Regions from separate parts of the Homo sapiens genome. Here region 2 is linked to region 1. Evidence: chromatin loops called from intact Hi-C (ENCODE). Cell type or tissue: ovary. All regions are shown on one strand. Each heading gives the region's core, and the rest is flanking DNA. Links, peaks and the distances in the headings are about the cores only.

Region 1 (10,610 bases), core at 901-8,900:
GCCCCATGCACTCCCTGTATCTTGCACTAAATTTTTCTAACAGGGTCTTAGTGGTTAATGATCAGAAGATGTCTCCTGAGCCAACTGTGAACCTCACCCAGGCAAAATGGCTACCACCTACTTGGGTCCTTCTTCATGAAAGCTATAGATCCTTTTTTGTTCTCTGAGGTCATAATTTCCTCGGAGACCTGTTTAACAAGCAAAAATCAAAACCCTCCAAGATTGTCTCATATTCTACCTGGACTAGGTTTCCTATGAGAGACATCTACTTGTAATGCCTGACCTTTGAGATGCTCAGTTCTCTGGTGCTGCCAAAAGATGCTTCCATGGTCCGTGCTCTGCCAGTGGGGTTCACAACAAGAGACGTCATTGTTCAGTAGCAGGCAAAGAGGGAGCACACAGCATTATTCTGATGGAAAAAGATTATCCAGGGAATGGTACAACAATGACCAGCCCAATGCAGGAAAACACTACTTCCAAAACACTGAATTCTCTAGACCAGAGGTGCTCTGAGGATCCAGGGCCTTGTGTTCTTATGTATCTTCTGCTTCCTGACAGCTTCTTTTTCAAAATAACATGCAAAAAAAGCTGAATGCACTAACTCACAAAACAAACACTTGCACTGAATTCCCAATGAAGTGAAGATGTTGGAAAGACAGAGGCCAGCTATTTAGGACCATACGCACCTGTGACAAGGGCTGTGTTGACCACAGTCACACTGTGGCATGACTGGATACCCAAACTACACTTCTACACATGAAAAGTAAGAACTGTCTTTAGATTTTCTTTACTTTGATAACTTGTGATTGTTTAGCTTAAGACCCAAGAAATGCTGTTTGCTCATGGTAAACAGAAACAGCATCTTCGCTACAACCACTGACACCAGCTGGCGTCATAGGTAGCTAGATCATTGCATTTGTTTTGAAATGTTAATATGTTAAATACTAAACTAATATTTCAAAAATGTGTATATATGATTTCTATATCCTTGTTTTTCAGATAGCCTGCTTATAATTTAATATAAATTAACTGATGCATTCATAAGATTTCAATAATGAAATGGTTCCCTTTTAAAAAATAAAAATACTTTGTAGATTAAAAATAAATCAGAATTTCAAATTTAAAATTGTCCACACACTAGGAAATAGAACTGTGTTAATATATAAGAAATCTGGGGATAATTAAGAATGAAGGACTTTTCTATCATTTCCATTTTATAAATTGCCACCTGTGAAAATGGTTTTTGCACATTATTTGTATTTTTCTTTGTATATGAAATAATTTTTTGTACTTTGTAAAATATGGAGCCCATTGTACCTTCAGCTATTTGAGACTATACACAGTGCTTCTTTTGTAACTGGATTACTTTAACTTTCGTGAAGGCATTACATTGCCTCACATTCACTAACCACCTTGAATTAAATTTATTTCTTAAGAAAAAGCATCCCTCATTTACTGTGAACTAAAGTTCATTCTGTAGTGCACAGCATTCAGGAGGGTAACACTCAGGATTCATACATGGGACTAAAGGTTCAAGAATAAAACAAAGCATGACCCACTTTGTTCCTTCATTCTCCTAATGTCATCACTGCCCTTTGCTCAAGAAGTAACTAGGGATACTGGACATGTTAGCATGAGCTTCTGGGTTCCAGACACACTTCTGCAGAGTTTAGGTAAGAGACTTGAGGCCAAGATTCTCATATGTGCTGCCACTCCTACCACTGTCTCTAATAAGCTGTTTGAAATTGCTTAAGTCCCTTACCTATTCTGGGTCCATTCCACCACCCAGAGTATATGGTAATTTGTGAAAATTTTAGGCATGAGACATTGAAGTCTGTTTGAGCAGCAGATTTTTCTGCTTCAGGGAACTTTTTTTTTTTTTTTTTTTTTGAGACAGAGTCTCACTCTGTTGCCCAGGCTCTGGAGTTCTGGAGTGCAGTGGCGCAATCTCGGCTCACTGCAAGCTCCACCTCCCGGGTTCACACCATTCTCCTGCCTCAGCCTCCCAAGTAGCTGGGACTACAGGGGCCCACCACCACGCCCAGCTAATTTTTTGTATTTTTAGTAGAGATGGGGTTTCACCGTGTTCGCCAGGATGGTCTCAATCTCCTGACCTCGTGATCCACCCTCCTCGGCCTCCCAAACGGAATTGTTAAACAGTACAAATGATCAGTGATTTCAGTTCTAGACAGTACTTCCTTGGTTAAGCCCATGAGTTTACCTCATGTAGCCAACAGAGAATGCAAGTTTTCATCTAGGGCAGAGCCTTTAAGTCCTTTGACATCCAGAGTCCTCTGAGCCAAGCAAGAGGATCCCAAATAGCCACTGAGGCTCAAGGTGAGATAGATAGTGACATATTCCCTTGAGCTTTCGGTTCTCCTCAGTCTCAAGAGCATGCTGATCTAGCCAAGGGCCCTCAAGCCTTTCCTTGGTCCTAGGCCTCTCAACAGCTACCATTACACATTGCCGTGTCCCTGAGATTCAGTCAGGAGGGAGACAACTGGGATTAGGGGTTGAGTAGAAGCTGTGTTCACAGCGTCAGTATCTGGATGCCCTTCATTCCTCAGGTCTTAACTGTGAACGGGGAGAATACTGGGTTCTGTAAACAAAAATAAAATTCCAAGCCCCCCAGATGACTGAATGGACCCCCTCTCAGCCAAGGGGGTTCCAGAGAAACCTGAAAAACGAGTTCCAGCCATGATGCTCGGGCAAGGAGGTAGACATGCCTCTTTATACCCTCTCCCTTTTGGAGTTTAGACACAACAGACCAGCATTAACATTAAAACAGATCTTAAGACTGACAAAATAGACTGTCACAATAAAATACCAAATTCCAACCTGACTCTAGTATAGCATCACACAACAGATAGCAAGCCCTGAAGGAAATCAAAGCTTTTTTAATCCCAAAATACATTCCTTTTACATATTTTGAAATGGCCCTGCAAAGCTGTATCTTGTGCGGGGGGAGGGGATTTACATTCTGTAGAGGATCCCTTTCCCTTCCCCGGTGTTTTTCTGATCCTGAAGAGATTAGCTAAGAGTCTAGTACCTTTTATTAAAGGTCTGAATAGGAAATATTTGCTATCTGTTGCCTCTAAGGGCAGCCACCTATGAGACTTCATCTACCTAAGAACCTAGGTCTCTACAACCCCTTATCTTAACCCAGACTCTCCTTTCAATTAATTTCAGCCTTTTAGATAATAACTCTTTCAGCCAATTGCCGATCAGAAAATCTTTGAATCCACCTGTGACCTGTAAGCTTCTGCCTTTCCAGGCCAAATCAATGTATACTTCACATGTGTCGGTTGATGTCTTATGTCTCCCTAAAACATATAAAAACAAGAGCCTTTAACCCAACTACCTTGGGCTTGTATTCTCAGGACCTCCTGAGGCTGTGTCCTGGGTCATGATCCTTAACCTTGGAAAAATAAATCTCTAAATTGATTGAGACCTGTCTCATATACTTTTTTGCTTTACAGTTCCAAGGGAGAAAGACCAGGGCTTGGCAACCTGCAGAAGCCTTAACAGGGCCCTTCCTTCTGTGGTCCCAGTGACAAAACCCTTCTAATAATGGGCTCTTGAAAGATGCAAACTCAAAGGAGCACATAGCATAAGTCACTTCCCAACCCCTTTGACCCAAATCCTTTATTCCCACCTCCCAAACCCCTTCACTCTATTGTCTCCACTCCAGAGCTAGAGCTTAAACTGCTAATAACATGGCACATTTGCTTCTCAAGGGAAACTGACATTTATAGGTATTTAATCAGGGATTCTTGTAAGAGTTACTAAGTAGCCCTATCATCCCATAAAGAATTTCTGAAAGATCCCAAGCTGATAACAGAGAAGTGCCCTCAGCAATGCCAGCCAAAGCTATGAATTAAGCAGTGAATAAAGCAGTGTTGACGAAGAGATAGGGTTTACAGCAGCACCATCAAACATATATAATGCAAGCCCCATAGATATCTTCAAGTTAAAAAAAGACATTAATTTTAATATATTTGTTTTTACCATATGTTTACTCCAATATATCAAAAATATTTTAATGAGTAAACAATACCAAAAAAAATTAATGAAATATATTCCTTGTTCATACTAAATCCTCAAAATCTAGTGTGTATTTTATACTTACAGCACATCTGAGTTTGGACTAATTTTTTTTTCAGAGGCCATTTCTGATAAAACAAATGCATGTCATGTTTCTATACCAGTTCTCCAACATCAACTGGACATCCAACAATTCAGTTCAAGTCTGACACTAACTCCCCGGATTTAGCGTAGACTCCACAAGTTCAGGTCTGTCCTCAAGACTGCCCCCACTTCAAACACTAGTTGCAAGTTCCAAGGGCCACCAGAACTTCTAACCAACCAGCTATAAATATGAAGGTTTCCACAATCCCCCCTCCTCAGGTTCAGTAATTTGCCAGAACAAATCATATAACTCAGGAAAACACTTTACTTACATTTACCAGCTTATTTCTAAGGGATACACCTCAGGATCAGCCAAAGGGAAGAGATGCATGGTATGGAGGGAGGCAACACACCACCTGCCCAGCATCTGATGTGTTCACCAACCCAGAGGCACTCCTTATCTCATTATTCAAGAGTTTTTACAACCCAGTCTCAAGTTACCCTCCCTCCCCCGAGGTTGGGGGTGGCTGAAAGTTCCCACCCTCTATTCACTTGTTTGGTCTTTCAGATGACCAGCCCACATCCTTAACCTAGCTAGGGACCCCACCCTGAATCACCTTGTTAGCATAAACTCAGGTGTTGCGAAGGGCAGTTATGAATAGCAAAAGATACTCCTAAAGGGTGGGGTGTGTTAGGAATAACAAACTATCACTTAGGGAATTTCTAGGGTTTTAGACACTGTGCGCCAGGAACCCAGAACAAAGGACAAATATATTTTGTACTCTACCACAACTAGCCTTATTTCCACTGCTACCACACTAAACAATGCATATTTACAGCAAATAGCCTGCTCACAGCAGAGCCTGCGGGGGTAGGGAAGAGCTGGGTGGCAAGAGACCTGGCTTCTAGTGCTGGCTCTCTTCTAATGTAATCTATGACCTTGAATCAGTCCCTTAACTTTGCTGGGCTTTGACTTATAAAAATGCAGGACGCAGATGATCTGTTACTTTGTGATTCCAAATATTTACCTTGGCAAGGACTCAGTTTCCAAACTGAGATTTAAAGGATTTGCTGAAAAATCCAAATCATCTAAATCAGTGCATCTCAAATTGTAATGCATACATGAATCATCTTGTTAAAATGAGATTCTGATTCAGTAGGTTTGGGGTGGGGCTTGACATTCTGCGTTTCTAATGAGGCCAGTGCTGCTGGTCCACGGACCACAGCATTGGTCCTTGGTAACAGAATTGTTCTTGGAGTAACAGGAATGTGTCTCAGTCCTCTGAGAAGCAGATGCCTGATAGGCAGGAACTCTGGGGAGGCTGGAAGAGCCAAGAGACGATGATGCTGGTGTAATCCTTGTGAAAAAGAAAGGGAAGCAAAGATGAGTGGAGGAGACTTGGAGTGCAGTGCAGTTCTAAGGAAGTTCAGCAAGGCAGATAAGAAGTCCTTGAGCCATCAGGGGAATCCCACATATTCCAAGAATGGGCCTTCCTAGGATCCCCACCATGCTCAATCATTGGCTAGGAGCAGTCCATGGGAAGCATGGTTTTGGTGGAAACACAGTAATAGATTTCAGAATATACCAGCTGAGGCCAATAGTCAATGACAGTCCCTGCAGTCAGAGATCTGAGAGAAATCTTTTCATGGTTGTCAATGTTAAAGTTGTCAGAATCAAAATGGAGTCACTTATGTTTAAAAAAAAGCAAAACAAAACAAAACAAAACAAAAAAGCCTGATAAATTGAGCCAGGGAAAGCTATGAAGAGAGAGTACTCATGCATAAATGCCTGATAACAAAAACTATCAAAAAAAAACCTGCAAAAATTGCAACCTTGCACAAAGGCCATTGCAACCTTACACAAAAATTACTCCTTTGAAGGCATCTGTCTAGCAACTGCCTGTCCAGCCTTGGATTAGTGTCACCCTTGTTACTGATCCTTGTAGCCAGGATAATTATCTCAAAACAATTATGTAATGATCCTCATTTTTCCTTTAAAAAACCTTTGTGTTCCTTTACCTCCCTGAATACACACATAGTTTACTATGGTGTTATATAGGTATTCCCATTGCAATGCCCTTGATATAGTTTGGATGTGTGTCCTCACCCAAATCGCACGTTGAAATGTAATCCCCAACTGGAGGTGGGGCCTGGTGGGAGCTGATTGGATCATGGGAGTGGATTTCTCATGAATGGTTTAGTACCATCAACTTGGTACTATTCTCATGACAGTGAGTAAGTTCTCCTGAGGTTTAAAAGTGTGTGGCACCTTCCCCCTTACTCTCTTGCTCCTGCTTTGGCCATGTGACATGAAAGTTCCCGCTTGGCCTTCTACCATGATTGTAAGATTCCAGAGGCCTTCCCAGAAGCAGATGCCACTATGCTTCCTCTACAGCCTTACAGCCTGCAAACCATGAACCAGTTCAACCTCTTATAGTTTTGTTTTTTTTTTTTTTGAGACAGGGTCTTGCTATGACACCCAGACTGTAGTGCAGTGGCGCAATGACAGCTCACTTCAACCTTGACCTCCTGGGCTCAAGCAATCCTCCCAGCTCAGCCTCCTGAGTAGCTGGGACTACAAGTGTGCTCCACCATGCCCAGCTAATTTTTTTATAGAGACAGGGTCTTACTATATTGCCCAAGATGCTCTTGAACTCATGGGCTCAAACAATCCTCCCACCTTGGCCTCCCAAAGTGCTAGGATTCCAGGCATGAGCCACCACACCTGACGTCAGGTATTTCTTTTTTTTTTTTTTTTTTTTTTTTTTTTGAGACGGAGTCTCGCTCTGTCGCCCAGGCCGGACTGCGGACTGCAGTGGCGCAATCTCGGCTCACTGCAAGCTCCGCTTCCCGGGTTCACGCCATTCTCCTGCCTCGGCCTCCCGAGTAGCTGGGACTACAGGCGCCCGCCACCGCGCCCGGCTAATTTTTTGTATTTTTAGTAGAGACGGGGTTTCACCTTGTTAGCCAGGATGGTCTCGATCTCCTGACCTCATGATCCACCCGCCTCGGCCTCCCAAAGTGCTGGGATTACAGGCGTGAGCCACCGCGCCCGGCCCAGGTATTTCTTTATAGCAATGCAAGAACAGACTAATACAGCCCTATTAAATAAATATTATTTTCTTTTAGAGACCCTCTCTGTTATGTAGGGTGACATAAATGGTGTCCAGAAGCAGGACCTGAAAAAGAATATCAGAAGGAATTCGTGACTCTTGGAACTAGTGTGCAATACTCGCCTGAGCCCTTTGAGCACTCTGTTTCTATGGCTCACATTTTCTGCCCTGGTGCATTTTCTCTCAGGCCAAGCCTCTCCCTTTTTGGTAGAAGCTCTTGACTTTGAACAGGAGTTGTTGTCTAAGGTAATACCCGAGGTTCATTGCCTCATGCCAAGAAAATTAAGGACACAGACACACACAAGGAGTGAGTTTAAGAGCAGAGGTTTACTAGGCAAAAGAAAGAGAAAGAACAGCTAGCTCTGTCCTTCAAGAGAGATGGGCTCCCAAATGGGACTTCCGGCCCACAGTGGAGTGCACAGATTTTATAGACAGGCTTGAGGAGGTGATTGATTACATAGGGCCCAAAGATTGGTTGGACCAGGTGTGACATTACGTAGTGCCCAGGGAATCTGGCCGCACCACCCTAATCTTATTATGCAAATGAGGTCTTTGCTTGGCTGGTGCCATCTTGTCTGCTTCTTATGGTATGCGTGGCTAGCAAAGAGAAGGGAAGATGGAGCTGTCATGTTGGATATGCCTAGCCCCAGGTAGCCTTTTCCTATTGGCACAGCTGCTGGCATTCACCCATGCAAACTTCTAGCTTCCTTGTTTATGTCTGCAGCTCAATTTTACAGGCTGCTCTTTGTTAGAAAAGAAAATCATTTGGGAGCTACTTTTCATAAAAGGAAAACCTTACCAAGGACTTCCTTACCCTATCTGCCTAATTTCTTAACTCCTCCTATATCAACTTTATTCAGGATTTGGTTTCGTTATAAAGCCACCTTTAATAAAGGACTGTACGTTCTCCTGGAATGATAAAAGGTTTTTTATCTTTTTTGGTTTAAAGACAAGTGTCTTTCTGGATTGAGTACTCTGGTTTCTCCAGAATCCACGTTCTTTCTGCAAGACATGACTTCTCTGGTAAATTCACTTTTGTTTCTTTCTTCGTTGTGATGGTTAATACTGAGTGTCAACTTGATTGGATTGAAGGATGCAAAGTATTGATCCTGGGTGTGTCTGTGAGGGTGTTGCCAAAGGAGATTAACATTTGAGTCAGTGGGCTGGGGAAGGCAGACCCACCCTTAATCTGGGTGGGCACCATCTAATTAGCTGCCAGTGCGGCTAGAATATAAAGCAAGCAGAAAAACGTGAAAAGAGAGACTGGCCTAGTCTCCCAGCCTACATCTTTCTCCCGTGCTGGATGCTTCCTGCCCTTGAACATCAGACTCCAAGTTCTTCAGCTTTGGGACTCAGACTGGCTCTCCTTGCTCCTCAGCTTGCAGACAGCCTATTGTGGGACCTTGTGATCATGTGAGTTAATACTTACTAAACTGCCCTTTATATATATCTATCCTATTAGTTCTGTCCCTCTAGAGAACCCTGACTAATAAATGCATGCATAATTTAATTTTTTCTACATTCCTGGGTTGAAATTTTTGTGAACATTCTTATCTTGGTTTCATTTTGGTTTGGTTACATGAATCTGTAAATGATTTGGCTCCTTTCCCTTGCTTGTTTCTAAATATCTTCTGAGAGCAAAAATAAATATTCTAAATGGCAGGGGCAGGATGGCTATTTAAAAGCCACTAGGACAGTTGTCACTATCTAAAACATGGGTCCAAACTCTTGACATTCTCTGACAGGATTTATAGGATTTTCTTTGCTCTCAAGAGATTAATAAGAAATGAAATGGGATTCTCAAATATTAAGGCATGCCAAGGTTTTCTGAGACTCCAGCCAGCTACATATTATGGTCTATTCTCATGAATATATTTAAACTAATGGGCCAGGTGCAGTGGCTCACGCCTGTAATCACAGCAATTTGGGAGGCCGAAGCAGATGGATCACTTGAGCCCAGGGGTTCAAGAACAGCCTGGGCAACATGGCAAAGCCCCATCTCTACAAAAAGTATAAAAATTAGGCAAGCATGGTGGCATGCACCTGTTGTCCCAGCTTCTTGGGAGGCTGAGGCAGGAGGATCAATTGAGCCCAGGAGGTTGAGGTTGCAGTGAACCATGATTGCACCACTGTACTCCAGCCTGGGCAACAGAGCGAGACCCTGTCTCAAAAACAACAACAACAACAACAACAACAACAACAACAACAACAAATACTAATGGACAAATCATATCAAGGAAAATTCAGGGCTAAAATGGTCTAACGTGGTGGCTCATGCCTGTAATCCCAGCACTTTGGGAGGCCAAGGCAGGTAGATCACTTGGGGCCAGGAGTTCGAAAAGAGGCTGGCCAACATGGTGAAACCCCATCTCTGCCAAAATTACAAAAATTAGCCAGGTGTGGTGGTGTATGCCTGTAGTCCCAGCTACTTGGTAGGGTGAGGCACAAGAATCACATGAACCTAGGAGGTGGTGTTTGCAATGAGCTGAGTTCATGCCACCGTACTCCAGCCTGGGTGACAGAGCGAGACTGTCTCAAAAAAATAAAAATTAAAAAAAGAGTCATAATTTGAACTGTCTAAAATATACTACAACTATAGTGTTAACATCACAGTCTACCCCTTGTGCCACACAGATCTTTACTCTCCACCAGGTTCAGGGAGAAGTTCCTCCCCATTTCCCTTGGGCCTCTATTCCCAAGGGGAACTCAGAAGAAAGCAGGAGGTCTGTGGGACTAACTACGGCCCCTACCAATGAAGTTAATCTTGGAGCCATAACTGGCCTTCATTCTCTCCCTCGTCCACTATCTATTCCGAATTCCCCCGACCCTCAACAACCTCCTCAGATGTTGGTGGCTTACCTGGTGGTGTGAGCCAAACCTTCATTCTGGGGGTGAGAGGAGGGGGAGGGAAGGGGATAAATGCTAAATAATCAAACCCTTCTCAGGGTTGCTGCATATCCTTTCACAATTACAGTGGGGCTACCTGGAGGTGCACAGTGGATCACATGGGCTCCACACACATTCCTCCTGCCCTCATTATCCAGAAGCAGCCTTGCCCCTTCCTGTTGATCCGGGTCAGTTATCCCTGCCAGTATGATGACTCTTCTTGTCTGCTGGTTTCTGAGCACGAAGAATCCCAAGTGCCCTGCAGCAGCCGCAAACCATACATAGTTCAATAGGACCCTTGCTATCATACTGTCCCCCAGTTAAGTGCTGTGCTGTGTGGAATTCCATGCCTTTGGATCAGGCATTCTGTACATCCCTGGAAAGTGACGCTAACTAAGGCTCTGTGGTGAGGAAAGGCAAACCCATGCCCAGAATAAGTCTCTATCCCTGTAGAGATGAACCATTGGCCCTTCCAGAATTGAA
Region 2 (10,610 bases), core at 1,417-9,416, 79 kb before region 1:
ACCAGATGTCTTATATATCTGGTATACGTCCCTAAGAAATGAACCAACTTTTGTTGTGTAACAGTTATATAACCTTAGTAATCATCTTCAGTGTCCAGCATTTCAGGAGAAGACACTCAGCTTATTAAATTGCTTCGAAAGAAAACTTATCAGAAACTTTAGTTCTACTCACAGAAAACAGATGAACTCAATTCCAAAGAATAAAATGGGCCAAAAAATGTTTATTGAAAATGGTACCTACTCTTTCTTGGAAAATTATGAATTTTTAAAAATTTGAAACATCCTTAGCTTTTAGAGGTGGCAGAAATAGTTTTGGAAAGTTGACTCAAGTCACTAACTGAAATTTGGCAATGTAAATTATCATTAAAATTTAAAATGCAATGTTATACAAGTTTTTTTCAGAGGTTCCAAGGTAGAATATTACTTTGGGAAACAAAATCATAAAGTGAGGGGAAAACAGAAGTGCTAATTGGCAGTTAATTTGGCATTTCATTTATTTTGATTTACTTTCAGTTCTTTTGAAAGACAATTTGGTGTTATAAAAAGAGCAGGGGTTTTGGAACTAAACAAACTTAAATATATATGAAGTGCCTTCTAAATGCCTGCAGAGTTCATTTTCCTTCCCTCTGTTGTTAATCACCTCTTAAGTTTACTCTTACGCTGAAACCCAGCAGGAAGTCCCTGAAAGGAAGGAGGTTTGGTTTGTGTTTATCTTTCCCTGCACAAATTTGGTTACCAGAAAATGCCCTTGAAGCCCAGGGCAGTCTTCTAGAGAGTATGTGAGCCAGGCAACAGCTTTGGCGGGGAGGTAATGGGCTGGAATGAGCAGTAGGAAAAGTGCAGTTCTCCTGAGTCCCTAATTCATGCTATATCCTCATTCTGTGTGTAAGGCCAAGCTGTAGGTTCACTCATATTTCAGTTGCTGTCTCTTTAAAAAGAGTACCCTAAAGCCATAGAAGAAATGTTAAATTATCTGGAGTTTTATGTTTACATCGTGATGGATTTTATTATATGCCCTAATTGTAATAATATTCACTAAACCTACAGTGCCTCCTTTTCCTGTATTTTCTAATTGATATAATAACAGCTTTGATTTTTAGCTGTTACTAAAATACCCATTTTGATAAAGTGACTGAGACTCTCAAGGATCCAACAGCAAGCCCACAGTTGCCAGTTAAAAAGGAGTAAGTTGCTGATTGCTAAGCCTGTACTACCATACGATATTCTTTAGAGAAATCCTTTGATCTCATCTATGATTAACTGTGGCCCCTGTGACCTTATGAACTGTTATAATTCTGCCAGCCCCATGATGATGTATTTTGTGTGTTCTCACAGAAACTTGCCCCTGGAGTCAGCCAGTTTGCTTACACGTGTGTACAAGACCACCCCATTTGGACAAATCAGCAATTTTGGGAGACAACCTTTTACAATGCAGTGCAGGAACAGGTTCGCTCCCTTTATCTCTCAGCCAAGGAAGACAATCATGCCCCGCATCTGAAGCAAAAGGTAAGAGAGAAGAAAAGAACTCTAATTGTGTGGGATTAGGATTCTGGCTTTAAGGAAAGCAGATGTTCCCAGGGCAAAAAAAACTCTAGCTACTTCCTGCCAGTGTATTTGGGTTTTATTTAGGGAGCCCTGTGATATCTTTCCTCTGTTGATTTCAGACATTATGTTTTTCCATAATAACTTCTTAATACAGTTCTTCAGCACTAGGATTGTTTTAATATACTTTAATAAATAAGAATTTCCTGGAAATGACTATAGGAAGTTGAATAGAAAGAACAAACCTAAAATAACAGGCATACTTCTCTATGCAACTAACTTCCCTGGAGGAATGTCAAATTAAAGTTAATTAACTCCAAAATAAATGTAAAATTTGGTAGTTGTATTAAAAAAATGCCAGTAATAAATCTAGGTCTTCTTCTAGGAATATTCTACATGTTTCTCTATGTTTTATCAGCATAAAATATTTTTATGAAAAATATCAAAAAAATTTAAAAATCAAGAAAATTGTTTTTAATTTGAAAGAGTAGTTTTAAATACTCTGAAAGTTTAAAACATCATTTACTAGCTCTCTGGTTTGGGGCAAGTCATGTTACTTCACTGTGCCTTATATCTTCACTGGTAAAATGGATATGATTATTATGAGATTTTAGTGTCTCATATATAAAGTGCATTGAAGAGTACATGGTATGCAGTAATAATAAGTGTTAGAAACTATCATCCTCATGAATTGAACTTAAAGCAGCCTTAACGGCTGATTATCATTCTACTCCAGAAATTTACTGGGCTTCGGGGGTGCTTTTGATCATTTTTTAAGCAGATGTAATGTTAATATTGACACATCTCGAAAGCATTCATAGAGCAAACACATGTCACTGCTTCTTTGTCAGCCATTCTAAAGAAGTCTATCCCGGAGCCAGCCCTAGGTTAGGTACAAGTGAGACCATAGACATACCAGCTCTTCACAAGCTATAAGGTGCTTTGCTGCTGCTTCCTGAGGTTTGTCACATAGTTCCACTCAAGGCCTGTTGGATCTGGGAAAGAAGACTAGGTTTTGTTTTGTGGTTGTTATGTTATGTTTATGTTTTCATTTTTGCTGATTTAAGCATTTAATAGAATAGTTATTTAAAACATCTATGTTAGGCCGGGCGCGGTTGCTCACGCCTGTAATCCCAGCACTTTGGGAGGCCGAGGCGGGCTGATCACAAGGTCAGGAGATCGAGACCATCCTGGCTAACATGGTGAAACCCCGTCTCTACTAAAAATACAAAAAATTAGCTGGGCGTGGTGGCAGGTGACTGTAGTCCCAGCTACTCGGGAGGCTGAGGCAGGAGAATGGCGTGAACCTGGGAGGCAGAGCTTGCAGTGAGCCAAGATCGTGCCACTGCACTCCAGCCTGGGTGACAGAGCGAGACTCCGTCTCAAAAAAAAAAAAAAAAAAAATCTATGTTTTTTAAGCTCACCTGAAGTGATGGTTCTCTTTTGGATTGTGTTGCTTTATTTTTTAGGATAAGCTTCCTGATGACCATTATCAGGAGAAGACAGCAATGGACCTGGCAGCTGAGCAACTACGCCTTTGGCCTACCCTGAGCAAGTCAACTCAGCAAGAGCTAGTGCAACATGAGGAAAGCACTGTCTTTAGTCAGGCCATTCACTTTGCAAACCTCATGGTGAACCTGCTAGTTCCACTCGACACAAGTAAAAACAAGCTCCTAAGAACATCAGCGCCAGGTGACTGGGAGAGCGGAAGCAACAGCATTGTCACAAACAGGTACCAAAATGTGAACACACAGACCCTCCTCCTACTCTTCTTGGGGCCAGTCTTGGCTTGACAGATAATATTAAACATTTTGAGCAAATACTGCTGTACATATTTCAAAAGTTAACCATTTTTCCTCACCTTTGGACTTGCTCAGCTTTTCTTTCTAAAAGATTCACTTCATCCTACTATTCTTAACCACTTCCCACACTTTCTTCTTTTTTATGACCTAATTTTTCCAAATGTCTCACCCATTACTGATCCAGCCCTTCAGTTACTGTCTGCCAAAGCAATTTACAGAAATCATTCCAAAGAAATTAGTGAGCACCTTCTTGCAAAAGTGGCTGTTTGTTTCTCAGCCCTCCTTTTCCTCAACCTTGTAGTCATACCCTCAACCATGCCTTCCTCTCTACCCTCCAGTAACTTCTCATACCACTGAAACTAAAACCCAGTGTTTACCATGGCCTGCAAGGCCTAACGGAATCCGTCCTCTGGCTACTGCTCTGACCCCCTATTTCCTATCACTCTTCTGTCAACCAAACTGGTCTCCCTGCTCATGCTAATCCTCAGACACTCCAAGCATATTCCTGCCTCACATCCTTTGTACTGGTATTTTCATTCTGGAATATTCTCACCTAAACAGGCCAAGAATCACTTCCTCACTTTATTTAGGTCTCTGCTCAAATGTTACTTGCCTCAAGAAGCCCTCCTGACTTCTGCATCTTAATAATACCTCTCCCTCTCCTACTTTGCATTGTCTTTCATGTCATTTTTTACAACCTGATTTATTTTCATATGTTTGCTTGTTATGTTTCCTTTGTCAGTTTTGTTCATTGCTGTATTCCTAGTGTCTTTGCATATAGTACTCAATAAATATTTGGTTGAACAGATGATTAAATGAGTGAATAAATGAACTTATCAACCCAACAGTAGTGAAATTCTATCCTTAGAGCTTCAGTGATGGGTGCCGCAACATCCTGGTAGTTCGAGCTCGCATAAATTCTTCTCCTCATGCTCCTTCAGGCAGCTCCTCTTCTCTTCCCATTCTCAATTCCTCTTCCAAGCTCTTCTTACTCTGTGGAAGACTCATCCACAAGCCTAAATCTCTGGCCCAAACCTTTTAATCTTGTTATCCTAGGTACTTCATTTTTGTCAGGGACACCTCAGAGTTTCTGGTCTTCCAGGCTAGACAACTTGGAATCAGCATTTCACACCATACAGTCAACTGCACAGATCTCTTACCCCCACCCATATAGAGTTTCTTGTTCATCCTCTGGTTATTTAATGGGAACAACATAGTCTGGCCTTTATCACTTCAAGCCCTAATTATAACAGTCTCTTAGTTGTTTCATTTTTTATTCTTCTTTCTACTGCCAAAAGGATCTTCCCGAAATGATGCTTTCCCATTCCTTCACTACTCATAATTCCACAAGACTCTGTTTCAATACAGGACCTATCTGTTTAATTTGTAAGATATTCCTTAGCTGTCACAGCTTTATCTCCATTCTCCATTGCCAGTGACGTTCATCTTCATTATAACAAGCAATAACTATATTTTACATTTCTTTTAAAGTTTTGGACCAGGCATGGGGCTGACTACCTTATAATCCCAGCACTTTGGGAGACCGAAGTGGGAGGATTGCTTGAGGCCAGGAATTCAAGACCAGCCTGGGCAACATAGTGAGACCCTATCTCTACAAAAAATAAAAATTAGTCAGGTGTGGTAGCACACACCTGTAGTCCTAGCCACTTGAGAGGCTGAGGCTGGAGAATCACTGCTGCAGGAGGATTTCTTGAGCCCAGGAGTTTGAGGTTACAGCTAGCATCGCTGCACTCTCGCCTGGGTGACAGAGTGAGACCCTGTCTCTAAAATAAATAAATAAATATAAACAAATAATAATCATTATAGATGACAGTGCTCTCTCAAAGTCTGCATGTTGATGGCCATAGTCTCTGCTTAGCTTTACTTTAACAATCTCTAACACTGATTCAGCTAATGTGGTTGGCTTTGCAGAAAAGAGAAGTTAATAGGAACAGACAAATGAGTCTTTTCCCAGAGTCTGATGGGTTGAACAGTAAGAGCTGAATAAGCAAGAAGGGCAGAGATTGAGCTTTCACATCTGTTCCATTTCAAATTTGTTCCCTTCTCTTGCATGATTTTATCATCTACAGAAGAATGCTGGCTTCAAAGTGGCCAAATGGGTTGCAGTTAACTCAGAGAGTGATAAATCCTGGCAAGAGAAGGGACAGTTTGGTCCTTACATATGGAAGAGTACGCTTGTTGCTGAGAAAAATTCTCTTACTTTGCCTACCAGGGAACATGTTCCTCAGTTGCCAAGTAGCCAAAGATAGCTGTATTACTTGTTCTCTATGTAATAATTAACTTGGGAGGACAGGTTGCTTTAGAAGGCCCAGGTAGTCCATAATAAATGAAAAAATCCTCTTTTGCTTTATTTTCTGTGGTTCCTGCATTCCTTTTGGGAGAGTGACTAAAGGTATTCCTTACAGAAACAAATCTGGGTCCAAACAAATTTCCTTACAGAAACTTACTGCCTGACAGTAGTTTCCAAATGTAGACTAGTAGAACATTGTGTTTTATCACCATCACTTACCAAGGAGCCATGGAGTTAAGTGAGCCTTCTACTTGAGTAGACATCACTTTGCTCATGTTTCTGTCGCTATGTAAATTGACTACTATATAGTAGTCATTTGTTGCATTTAAGTACTGACCATGATTTCTTTCCTTGACTGTCTTAGTATTGCAGGAAGTGTAGCTGAGAGCTATGATACAGAGAGTGGGTTTGAAGATTCAGAGAATACTGACATTGCCAATTCTGTTGTGCGGTTCATTACCCGATTTATTGACAAAGTTTGTACAGAGAGTGGAGTTACTCAGGATCACATCAAGAGCCTTCATTGCATGATACCAGGTAATCACTCTGCAGATATTAGAGAATCAGAATATTGGAGATTATTGAGTTTCAGCATAAAACCTGGCAATACATGTCTTCCATTATAGTTCAGCCATGCTATTTATTTATTTTCTGATTAGTTTTTAAAATGTTTTTAAATTGTTGTAAAATACATATATAACATAAAATAATCTAAGTGTACAATTCAGTGGCATTAATTACATCTACAATGTTGTGCAGCCATCACTGTTATCTATTTCTAAAACTTTTTTATTACCCCAAACACTCTACCCATTAAGCAGTAACTCCTGTTTCCCCTGGTAACTTCTAATGTATTTTCTGTCTCTATAAAGTTGCCTGTTCTAGATATTTCACATAAGTGGACTTAGATAATATTTGTACTTTTGGGTTTGGTTTATTTCATTTAGTATAATGTTTTCAAGGTTCATACGTGTTGTGGCATGTATCAGAATTTCATTCCTTTTTATGGCTGAGTAACTTTCCATGGTATGGCTGTCCCACATTTTATCCATTCATCTGTTGATGGACATTTGAGTTACTTCTCCCTCCCTTTTAGCTATTATAAATAATAATACATGAATATCCACATATAAGTATCTGTTTGAGTCCTTTCATTTCTTTTGGGTATATATGTAGAAGTGGAATTGCTGGGTCATAATGGTAATTCTCTTTAACTTTTTTGAGGAACCAGTAAACTGTAATTAACTTTTAATTCTAAAATATCCAGAATTTGTTTTTATCCTGCTTGTCTGTGTTCTTTCATTTTGAATACTCTGACTCATCCTAGGAATTGTAGCTATGCACATTGAGACCCTAGAAGCAGTACATCGAGAAAGCAGAAGACTTCCGCCTATTCAGAAGGTAATTCCAGACTACATGCTTTCAGGGTATAGCCTCTCTTCTTAAAAACAAACAATAGACTGCTGTGTGCCAGGAAAGGATGTTCACCTAACCTTTGACAGACACTAACTCCAGTTTTAATGATATGTTAAACTGTCAGAGAAGTGTGTCATATAGAACCTTATAAAAAGGATACTGAAATAGGAACAGAATCTTTTCTTAGATTCAACAAAGGAGCAATAATAACCTCTCATTGAGTCTACTTTTATAGGCAGGGCATAAATTAGGAACATTTCTAACCTCTAAGCCCAACCCAAGATTTTATACTGTGCCTATTTTCTCCCCCTCCCCCACCACCAAAAAGGATTTAAGGCAATTATCATAAAAAACCCAGGTTTCTGAATCTGACTATACATCCCAAACAGCTGGAAAGTCTATTAAAAATTCAGAGTCCTGGACCCAACCCCAGCCTCCTGAATTGGAGTACCCCAGAACATGTCTGGGAATCTGTATTTTAACAAGGCTCTCAGATGATTACTTTGTAGTCTGGCGCCAGTAGACTATGGTTCAGGACCCTCTTGCCTATATAACAGAACTTTATAATAGAACAAAAACAAATTGAGGCCAGGAGCCATGGCTCACGCCTATAATCCCAACACTTTGGCAGTCCGAGGCAGGCAGATGACTTGAGCCCAGGAGTTTGAGACCAGCGCCTGGGCAACATGATGAAACCCCATCTCTACAAAAAATAATGTAAAAGTTAGCCAGCCGTGGTGGTGTTATCTGTAGTCCCAGATACTCAGGAGGCTGAAGTGGGAGGATCACTTGAGGCCAAGAGGTTGAGGCTGCAGTGAGCTGAGATCATGTCATTGCACTCCAGCCTGGGTGACAGAGCAAGACCCAGTCTCATAAATAAATAAATAAATAGGTAAATTCATTCATTTAGTCAAAGGAGTGAGCGGAAGGCAGGTAGGTAGGAATATAATTCTATCAGAAACCTGAGACACAGCGATTATTATACTTTGGCTTTACATTTAGCTCTAAACTCACTAGAGCCAACAAAAATAATAGTGCTGATTAGTTTTTATTGCTTAGTAAAAAATAAACATATTAGACCTTCAGGAGAGATTTTTTTTTCCTAGCCCTAAACTCTTCAGAGGAATGTATTATATGGTTACTGAGTCAGAATTTCCTGAGTTGTGTAAATGTTCATTACGTGGCCAAGGACAGGTCTAGTTAAAAGCTCGTCCATATTTTTTGTTTTCTTGAAAAACAAAATAATGTGCAAATAATTTCAAAAGTAATAATGTTCTTTGTATAAATTTGAGCATAAAAGAAATACACATTGTAGAAAGTGAAAGTCCCCTGCAGTCCTCCCTATACTACCTCCACCTCCACCCTTAACTGTGATACCATTGCCTTTAACAGTTGGGTTCACAGTCTTACAATTCCTATTCTTTTTCCAAAAATGGGATTATAATGTACATTCTGGTTTCTAACTTGCTTTTTTAACTAATCTATGTATTCTGGGTTTTTTTTTGTTGTTGTTTTTTTTTTTTTTGAGATGGAGTCTTGCTCTGTTGCCCAGGCTGGAGTGCAGTGGCACAATCTCGGCTCACTGCAACCTCCCCCTCCCAGGTTCAAGCGATTCTCCTGCCTCCGCCTTCTGAGTAGCTGAGATTACAGGCGCCTGCCACCATGCCCAGCTAATTTTTGTGTTTTTAGTAGAGGCAGGGTTTCACTATGTTGGCCAGGCTGGTCTCGAACTCCTGACCTCAGGTGATCCATCTGCCTCAACCTCCCAAAGTGCTGGGATTACAGGCGTGAGCCACTGCACCCAGCCTTCTGGATATTTTTCCATGTTAACACATATAGATCTATGTCATTTTTTAAAGGTTACAAAATGTTTCATTGAATGAATATTTCAGATATTTGAGTTATTTCTCAATGACTTTACTTTTACACAATTCTGCAAAGAATCCTCTCACATTTGGGTATATAAACTTCATTTCTGCCTCTTACCAAATCAGGTTTCTCATGTGACTATCTGGGAAGTCTGGCTTAAGTTTTTTAGGTCTGTAACTGAAAAGATAACCATGGACTAAGTATTAGAAACTCCACAAAAGTTGTGTTTAAAATACTTTTCTATGGTGGCTCATGCCTGTAATCCTAGCACTTTGGGAGGCTGGGGCAGGTGGATTGCTTGAGGCCAGGAGTTTGAGACCAGCCTGGGCAATGTAGCAAGATCCCATCTGTACAAAAAAAATTTAAAAATAAGCCAGGCATAGTGGTGCATGCCTGTAGTCTCAGCTACTCAGGAGGCTGAGGTCAGAGGATCTTTTGAGCCCAGGAGTTTGATGCTGCAGTGAACTATGATTGCACTACTGTATTCTAGGCTGGGCAACAGAGCAAGACCCTGTCTCCAAAAATCAATCAATTAGTCAATCAATCAATCAATCAATCTTTTTCTGTTGTAAGCCCAAGATTCTTAGACCTGCTCTGCTGCCAGGAGAAGAAATTGTCTGTGAGGGTCTTCGAGTCTTGCTGGATCCTGATGGAAGAGAAGAAGCTACTGGAGGTCTTCTTGGAGGCCCTCAGCTCCTGCCAGCAGAAGGAGCCTTGTTCCTCACCACATACAGAATTCTCTTCAGAGGAACACCCCATGATCAGTTAGGTATGACTCGATATGCCATCAGAACATGGGTATCTGTGTGGTACATGAGGTCTCGATCCCATCTGTGCACAGTGATTTGCAGATCATTTTAAATCCAAAGTCAGCTTTTTGCCACACAGGTATTTTGGTGAAATACTTTAGTCTGACAGAGCTAATGATAATTTGGGTCATAGTTTTTTACTTGAAGAACAAAGTGTTATCTTCTAAACAATAAATCAAGGGTTCATTTGCTGAAATGATCATAATTTCATTTCATGAGGCAGAGTGTTATACCCTAGAGATATTCACTCTAACTGCTGAATATATCCCTTGCTGGTTTGTCCACGCTTTCTGAGTCCTACAGTTAACTGTAAAACTAAGGTCTTGCAGATACTTGAACCTTTTTGTGGAAGGATATGCTAACTATCACAAGGTTGTCCAGCACCAACTAATCCCACTTCCCTCTTATTCCATTCCAATTAACTCCACTTCCCTTTTAGCAGACAACTTCTCTTCTACTTGCCAAACTCCTATAACTTCTGTTTCTATTTTCTACTATTCAGTACAGCCTTCTATATTGGAAAGGAATAGCATGCCCTACCAGAAGTAATCTACATTATCTTCTTAAATTCACTATAGTCTATATGTAAAATGCTCTTGTTGATAGGAAAAGCACATAATTAAGACTTTGGGCAAAACAACAGGACTCCAAGTCAAAGCTCAGTGACTTAAATCACTTAACCTTTCTGGACTTTATTTTCCTCTTTTATAAAATTGGGAGATTGGGCTTTCATTGGTGATAATTCAGTGGTTCTTAATGTTGGCTGTATATTTGAATTATCTGGGAATCTTTAAAAAAAAATACCAGTTTCTGGGCCCAACCCTCAAACAATTGTATTAGAATCTGAAGCAGTAGAAATAG

The links. A loop is a pair of places that touch in the nucleus more often than their neighbours do. Peaks named below come from ENCODE experiments on the same cell type or tissue, not always from the same donor. Only the 100,000 strongest peaks of a DNase experiment are listed, where the experiment ranks them.
Region 2: it touches region 1 in a loop (2.1-fold over the local background); 3 of 110 quality-filtered maps call a loop at or near these places.

The regions. Positions count from the first base shown.
Region 1 is chr11:9,769,616-9,780,225 of GRCh38, reverse strand. It overlaps SBF2 (SET binding factor 2), which reads left to right. Exons shown (of 40, transcript NM_030962.4): 40 at 1-1,558. All of the region lies in intron 1 of SBF2-AS1 (SBF2 antisense RNA 1), which reads right to left. Among named protein-coding and RNA genes, the nearest start is that of LINC02709, 15 kb to the right of the region's middle. In ovary, for the core only: no CTCF peak of the experiment used is centred there; no DNase peak of the experiment used is centred there; H3K27ac peaks cover 482 bases.
Region 2 is chr11:9,849,122-9,859,731 of GRCh38, reverse strand. SBF2 (SET binding factor 2) reads left to right here. Exons shown (of 40, transcript NM_030962.4): 18 at 1,336-1,506; 19 at 3,012-3,274; 20 at 6,020-6,192; 21 at 6,983-7,056; 22 at 9,514-9,709. The region is part of intron 1 of LOC101928008 (a long non-coding RNA gene); the gene reads right to left. Among named protein-coding and RNA genes, the nearest start is that of LINC02709, 95 kb to the right of the region's middle. RefSeq lists an enhancer at 3,825-3,924. In ovary, for the core only: no CTCF peak of the experiment used is centred there; no DNase peak of the experiment used is centred there.